Linked DNA regions of Homo sapiens: region 2 is linked to region 1. Evidence: chromatin loops called from intact Hi-C (ENCODE). Cell type or tissue: heart left ventricle. All regions are shown on one strand.

The links. Hi-C counts contacts between places; a loop is a spot of excess contacts. Peaks named below come from ENCODE experiments on the same cell type or tissue, not always from the same donor. Only the 100,000 strongest peaks of a DNase experiment are listed, where the experiment ranks them.
Region 2: a loop joins it to region 1, with 2.6 times the contacts of the local background. A loop is called at or near these places in 1 of 110 quality-filtered maps.

The regions. Positions count from the first base shown.
Region 1 is chr15:84,798,040-84,802,039 of GRCh38, forward strand. It overlaps ZNF592 (zinc finger protein 592), which reads left to right. Exons shown (of 11, transcript NM_014630.3): 6 at 1-6; 7 at 276-435; 8 at 549-836; 9 at 1,059-1,171; 10 at 1,803-1,938; 11 at 3,824-4,000. Among named protein-coding and RNA genes, the nearest start is that of ALPK3, 17 kb to the right of the region's middle. In heart left ventricle, no CTCF peak of the experiment used is centred here; a DNase peak (open chromatin) is centred at 1,538.
Region 2 is chr15:84,679,530-84,683,529 of GRCh38, forward strand. SEC11A (SEC11 homolog A, signal peptidase complex subunit) reads right to left here. Exons shown (of 6, transcript NM_014300.4): 4 at 1,184-1,303. Among named protein-coding and RNA genes, the nearest start is that of NMB, 23 kb to the left of the region's middle. In heart left ventricle, no CTCF peak of the experiment used is centred here; a DNase peak (open chromatin) is centred at 2,480.

The sequences.
Region 1 (4,000 bases):
CTCCCAGTGAGTGCAGCTCCAGGGCCAGCAGGCCCTGTGGAGCAGAGAGGAGTAGCCTGGGTGCTGTAGGGGGTGGCATAGGGATGGGTGAGGGAGCTGGGGTTAGTGGCAGAGGTGCCTGGGGTCGTACTAAGGATGTCCTGAGGCAGGGGAGCATCCACATTGGCTCAGGGTAGTGCTTTCCCAAACTTGACCCTGGTTCAGAGAGAGCAGAGATGGGTGGAGGGGCTGCATGGTGCCTTGGCCACCTCACCCCCTAGGGCTTGTCTCATCAGGCTCATTTATAAGTGCTCCTGTGAAATGGTCTTCAACAAGAAGAGGCACATTCAGCAGCATTTTTACCAGAATGTCAGCAAGACGCAGGTGGGCGTCTTCAAGTGCCCTGAGTGCCCACTCTTGTTCGTGCAGAAGCCGGAGTTGATGCAACACGTCAAGGTGGGATGCCTTGCGGGAGGAGGCCGGGGAGGAGGGCACATGCCTCAGGCTGGGGGTCTGACTCTGTGCATCTTTCCCCTTGCCCAGTCAGTAATCGCTCTCCCCATCCCCAGAGCACCCACGGTGTTCCCCGAAATGTGGACGAGCTGTCAAGCCTCCAGTCTTCAGCGGACACATCCTCAAGCCGCCCTGGCTCTCGAGTTCCCACTGAGCCACCAGCCACTAGTGTGGCTGCTCGGAGCAGCTCCCTGCCTTCTGGCCGCTGGGGTAGGCCTGAAGCCCACCGCAGGGTGGAAGCCAGGCCGCGGCTGAGGAACACTGGCTGGACCTGCCAGGAGTGCCAGGAGTGGGTTCCAGATCGGGAGAGCTACGTGTCCCACATGAAAAAGAGCCACGGTCGGGTAAGTGCAGCCACACAGTCATAATGCAGAGCCCAGTCCTCTGGACTTCCTTCTGTGAAGCCAGAACCCCTAGGGTTCCTGGTGCTTAGGGCAGGGTGGGTACCACAGATCTTGAGGTCTTCGGGAGTATCCTCCTTTCTGCCCATGGCATCTGAGAAGAAAAATGCACCCAGAACTATCTTACAGTTCTGATGCTTTGTGTGTTGCCACCTCCTTCCTTAGACATTGAAGCGGTACCCATGCCGGCAGTGTGAACAGTCCTTCCACACCCCCAACAGCCTGCGCAAACACATCCGCAACAACCATGACACAGTAAAGAAGTTCTACACCTGCGGGTGAGTCCCTGGGGATAGTAGTGAGGAGGCCTGAGGTTCAAAAGACTCTGTCCGTGGCACCACTGGGGCTTTTCTGTGCTGCAAGATCAGGTGTCTAAGACAAGAGACAAGTGATTTCCAACTGGAAGAAATTGCGGCTAAGTCAGAAATCAGGGGCAGGTCAAAAATCAGCTTCCAGAACCTGGTAGCTCCTGAGCCCTCTCTCGTCACTCTCTAGCCCAGGACTGCACAGCCCATCAGTCACGAAGCATCCTGAGGTTTAAGAGGAGGGGTGGTGATGTGAGCATGCACCCCTGGGGCCGAGAGGCTTCTGCACCATCTGCCTGTGCCTTGGGGTGGCCCCAGGCCCTTTCACTGTGACTACTAGCCTAGCACTTGGGTCTCTGGGCGGTGACATCAGGTAGTGTTCAGTGAGATTGTGGCTGAGTGCCAGGTGTCAAGAGTGCAAGTATTCTGACGTGCTATTGTCTGCTACCTTGGCTGGCCTGCTGGCTGGATCTCTCTGGGGTTCCCAGCACTAGCCAGCCCAGGAGTCTGCTCCAGACTCCCTCCTTCCTGGCCTTGGTGTGAATAGCACTGAGGGAGCCTGCGGCCCGGGCACTTACCTGACCTCTCCGCTGTGCTTCTGCAGGTACTGCACAGAGGACAGCCCCAGCTTTCCTCGGCCCTCCCTTCTGGAGAGCCACATCAGCCTTATGCATGGCATCAGAAACCCTGATTTGAGCCAGACGTCCAAAGTGAAACCTCCGGGTGGACATTCCCCTCAGGTGAGTGTGGGCTCCCTGCCTATTGGAGCTGGCTGCTCAGTGAGGCTTGGAGCTGGAAGGGCATTAGGAAGGCTACTGTTGTGGCCATGGAACAACCAGAGTGACAGCTTCCCTCAATGTGGGTCACTCTCTAGTCCTGTGTGACCCGCCTGGCACTGGACACAAGTAGGGGATAAGGACAAAGACCCATAAGGTGGCCTGTCAGCCTTTTGTTACTGTTGCTTCCCTGTCACCACGGCCCCCTCTGTAGGGGTGTGCTGTGCTCTGTGGACATTGGTGCATTTTCACACATACCATTCTCTTTCTGCTTCACAGCAGTCCTGAGGCGGGAGCACACAGGACTACCTTGTCAGATGAGGATAATGATGTTTGGCCAACTCACCCCCCAACCTTCTCACTAGTTATAGGAAGAGCCAGGCCTAGAACCTTCTATCCTGGCCCCTTGCCCTATGACCTCATCCCTGTTCCATGCCCTATTCTGATTTCTGGTGAACTTTGGAGCAGCCTGGTTTTTCCTCCTCACTCCAGCCTCTCTCCATACCATGGTAGGGGGGTGCTGTTCCACAGAAGGGTCAGGTGTGTCTGGGAAGTCCTAAGAGCTGCCTGGAGTTTCAAGGCATTCTTAAAAACGTTCTTGCCTAATCAGATGGTGTCAGTAGTTGGCAAAGCACCTTTCATGCGTAGTAGCTGGGGGTATCGATTGATGTTTTTGGCAACACCTGTCCAATTGTAAAATGTACATCCTCCCTTCCCCCAAAATGCACATACCCTTTGATCCAGCAATTCTGCTTCTAGGATTTGTCTATTAGAGAGATCTTTTGCCTTGGGCATAAAGAAGTCTGCTAAAGGATGTTTGCTGCAGCACTGTGTGCAGTAACAAAGACGGAACTCAGCTAAATGTCTGCCGTTGGGGACTTCTCATCCCCACATTGGGTTAGTGTGCTGCCTTTAGAAGAATGAAGCCTCTGTATGTTCTCCCATGGAAACATGCTCCAATGTATGTTGTTAAGTAAAACAAAAACAAAAACAAGAAAAACACAGGGTGAAGAAAAGCATGCATATACTGGGTGCGGTGGCTCATGCCTGTAATCCCATCACTTTGGGAGGCCAAGGTGGAAGGATCACTTGAGCCTAGGAGTTTGAGACCAGCCTAGGCAACATTGGGAGACTCTGTCTCTACAATAAATAAGTAAATAAATTAGCTGGGTGTGGTGGTGTGCACCTATAGTTCCATCTATTCAGGAGGCTGAGGTGGGAGGATCGCTTAAGCTCTGAGGTAAGACTGCAGTGAGCTGTGATCACGCCACTGCACTCCAGCCTGGGTAACAAAATGAGACCCTGTCTCAAAAATGAAATGAAATAAAATAAAATAATTAGCTGGGTTTGGTGATGTTCACTTGTAGTCCCAGCTACTCATGAGGCTGAGGTGGGAGGATCGCTTAAGCCCGGTAGGTCAAGGATGCAGTGAGCTGTGATTGTGCCTCTGCACTCCAGCCTGGGCAACAGAGTAAGACCCTGCCTCAAAAAGAAAAAGAAAAGTATGCATGGCATGCCATATTTTGTAAAAGACAATAGTTTTGTTTTTGTATAGGCATAGGATACCTCTTGGAGGAGCCACAAACCCAGGTAATATGTTCTTTGGAGAGCAGGTCTGGGGAGTGGGGTAGTCTCTATACCCTTCCCGTGCCTTTGGAGTATTGTGACACATGCATATGTTACATTACAAAACAAAGAATTGAAACAAACCAAACGTAAACCAGCGTTCAGGGCTGGGGTGACCCTGGCCTGGGTGGTGCTTTCTTTGAGTCCTTGGGCTCATGGTTATGTCTAGGGGCTCATGTCCAGGGCTTGGCCTGGACTTTGCTCATGCTGTCTCTCCTTTTAGGTGAACCATCTGAAAAGACCAGTCAGTGGAGTGGGGGACGCTCCAGGCACCAGCAATGGCGCAACTGTCTCTTCCACCAAAAGGCACAAGTCCCTTTTTCAGTGCGCGAAATGTAGTTTTGCCACAGACTCGGGGCTCGAGTTTCAGAGCCACATACCTCAGCACCAGGTGGACAGC
Region 2 (4,000 bases), 120 kb before region 1:
TGTAATAACTCTGTATCCATACAGTCTGTTCTAGGTCAAAAGGAGCAGAGGTTCTGACAGTGGCAAAAGTGCCATGTGGCATCTAACTAGTGAGAATTAGCAACTATCCATTTCAGAAATGTTACGCTAGTAATTTTTGTATGATGGTAAGGTGGACTATGCAGCCAGCCACTTACGACCATCAGTATAATCTTAGATACATAACCTAACTCATTTATGTTTCCTCATCTGTAGAATGGGAATATTAGGGTTGTTCTGAGGTTAAAATGTGGTAATACTTGTAAAGCACTTAGAATGAGTCTCTGGTACACAATAAGCCCTAATAAACGTGAGTTATTGTTAATACTATTAATTACATTAAGGGAGCAACAATGCCATACTTCCTTAATACCAACAACTTACAATTCCTGTCCTCCACTGAACTGTTCTCCTGATAAAATCTGAAACAAACAGGCTTAATATAACTTTTTAATTTCATTCAACCTCATCAATTTCAAGACTAGAAATATTATGGATTAAATTAACATGATAAAACTAATTTGGATGAACACTTTTGAGTTATTGACTTAGTACTTCTTAAGAAATATAAATATAACGCCATCTCTACTAAAAAAAAAAAAAATTAGCCGGGCATGGTGGCGGGCGCCTGTAATCCCAGCTACTCGGGAGGCTGAGGCAGGAGAATCGCTTGAACTCAGGAGGCGGAGGCTGCAGTGAGCTGAGATCGCGCTATTGCACTCCAGCCTGGGTGACAGAGCAAGACTCCATCTCAAAAAAAAGAAAAAAAAAAAAAGAAATGTAACTTTCATGAGGCAGGATTAATAGTGCTCTAGACCCCCAGAGGCTAGCATAGTGTGGACGTAAGAGCACATGGAAGGTGCCCACTATTTCTTGAGTGAACCAAATAAGTGAACACATTTTTTAAAATTGTCACATCCAATTCACCATCTCATCACTAGTATTCTATTCTTTTATTGCACCCCACCCAGTTCCTCACCTTTGGAGTAGTATACCTGAAATTTTAGACACTTTTTAAGAAGCAAAATTTTCAAAGGACACAAGGGTGATTTGGTGGAACCAGAACCAAATCTCTATATTCAACTGTGTATGATCAAATAATATGATTGAGAGGGCCACACTTCAAGTGATATAAAAAGTTTGAGATGCTCCCCTCTATACTTACCCCCTGGCTCTCCCCACAACATCTTTTTTCTCTAGCCAATGTTGTCCTTGTTTATAGAGGCCTCGGTCATCAACCGCATTATTATCTCCTTTGGTCAAAAACTTGATATGCCCATTTTGCCTTAAAAGAGTAAAGGAAACCCAAGTCATCAAATACCTTCATGGCATTTAAAGCACAAAATCTGTTCTTGTTAACCAAACATGTTTGTGGCACTGGGGTATCTTTTCACCATTCTAGTGTCGAAATAATTATTTATGGAGCTACAAGAATGTTAATAGCTGTGTTGTTCATAAACGACTAAAAACAAACTAAAGATCCAATATTAAGGAGCTCAAATATTATGTAAACATTAAAATAATGGTATAGAAGAATGACAAGATTGTACAAATTTTATTAAGTGAAGAAAAGAATACAAAATAGCATGTACAGTACAATCTCATTTTTATATTAAAATAAATACACACTACCAATTTTCTGGAAACACAAAGAACAAAGGAACACAATAAACTATCTCACAGGATATAATTGGCAAGATACAGACTATGGGAAACTACAGAATAACCCAGTTTCTCCAACTAATGACTTGCAAGGAACAAAGAAAGTTAGGGAAGTAACCTACAGATTAAACAAGAGACGGCCAGGCGCGGTGGCTCACGCCTGTAATCCCAGCACTTTGGGAGGCCAAGGTGGGCGGATCACCTGAGGTCAGAAGTTCGAGACCAGCCTGGCCAACATGGCGAAACCCTGTCTTTACTAAAAATACAAAAATAAGCTGGGCATGGTGGTGGGTGCCTGTAGTCCCAGCTACTCAGGAGGCTGAGGCAGGAGAATCACTTGAACCCAGGAGGCGGAGGTTGCAGTGAGCCGAGATCACGCCACTGCACTCAAGCCTGGGCGACAGAGCGAGACTCCATCCCAAAACGAAAAAAACAAAAAAACAAGAGAGTATAAAGCCACATCAACTAATTGCAGCTGAGAACTTTATCTGGGTCCAGATTCAAACAAATTGTTTAAGAAAGTTATGACACAATTGGGGATTTGAACAAATATCAAAAACTTGATGATACTAAAGAATTGTTTGGCCAGGGGCAGTGGCTCACTCCTGTAATCCTAGCATTTTAAGAGGCCAAGGTGGGTGGGTGGATCACTTGAGCCCAGGAGTTCAAGACCAACCTGGGCAACATGGCAAAGCAAAAAATACAAAAAAATTAGCCAAGCATGATGGTGTGCGCCTGTGGTTCCAGCTGAGTTAAGAGGATCACCTAAGCCCAGGGAGATTGAGGCTGCGGTGAGCTGTGATTGCGTCACTGCACTCTAGCCTTGGAGACAGAGTGAGACACTGTCTTGAATAACAAATAATAATAACAGGAAGGGGAAGAGGTGGGAGTAGAGATGGAGCAGAATTGGCTATATATTAATCATCACTGGGACAGGGATGATAGATACATGGGGGTTCCTCATACCCTTCTGTACATGTCAGAAACTCCCCAAATTCAGAAAATAAAAGCAAAAAAAAGGTATTAGACAAGATCTAAAATAATACAGACCAATGGATAAACAGACCAATGGATAAACAGTGGCTATCTATGGCTTTCTTTAGATTACCTTTATCTTCTTTTTTCTCTAACAAACATGAATTACTTTTATATTAGGAAAAAATGTTAGCTTTCAAAGAAGAAATACCTCAATTCTTCAGATATGCCAGGGTTTACAGGAACAGTATTTTGTTTTTTTGTTTTGTTTTGTTTTGTTTTGAGACAGAGTCTCACACTGTCGCCCAGGCTGGAGTGCAATGGCATGATCTCGGCTCACTGCAACCTCTGCTTCCTGGGTTCAAGCGATTCTCCTGCCTCAGCCTCCCAAGTAGCTAGGATTACAAGCGCCCGCCACCACACCCAGCTATTTTTTTTGTATTTTTAGTAGAGACAGGGTTTCACCATGTTGGCCAGGCTGGTCTGGAACTCCTGACCTCATGATCTGCCCACCTCGGCCTCCCAAAGTGCTAGGATTACAGGCGTGAGCCACCGTGCCCAGCCAGGAACAGCATTTTGTTGATCAGAAAATTATTAGCTTAATTCTACTAAAGAACCATGAAGTTTCTAGTAATTTTAAAATTTAATTGAAAGCAAAGTATATTTTACAGTTGATAAAGACTAGCTGAAAATTAATTCAAAGTGCATTTGGATTGACCACTGTAGTAGAAAGAAGAAAATTAGCTTCAGGTTTCTATGGGCTAATATCCACTTAGATTCTAAGCCGGAAACTGGCTCACTAGATGTTAAATCTGCAGAGGAAACTAAATTGGGAGGTGTTGCAAACACCAAAGATGGTTAAGTGCAAACAGTCACATTAAAAATAAGATGCCAGTTAGAAAAAATGCAAATATATACAGAGAAAAATAATCTGTAGCTGACAATTCAGTAAGTGAAAAAAGGAAAAATTCTGAAGGGTAAAAGAGGACAGGTGCTAGGAGGGGCTCACTGCAAGAGTGAAAGTCAGGAACAGCAGGAAGGAAAACTGAATTCAACCCAGAAAACAATATCAACTCCACACATGCAGAAAAGGCAAATCAGATATGAGGAGATAAAAATCCAGGAAAAGGGGAACTCCCCAGAAAAAGGAAAGGGTGCTAGAGAGATCTGGACTATTACCAAAGACTTGATTTGCTGGCAAAACAAACAAACAAACAAACAAACAAACAAACAAACAAACTAACTAACACACCCAATTTCCCCTTCTGGGATGTAATCAGGAGTTATCACTATAGTTTTTTTGAAAAAGCATAGATATTCTTCATCTACTTAGTGAAACAAATAT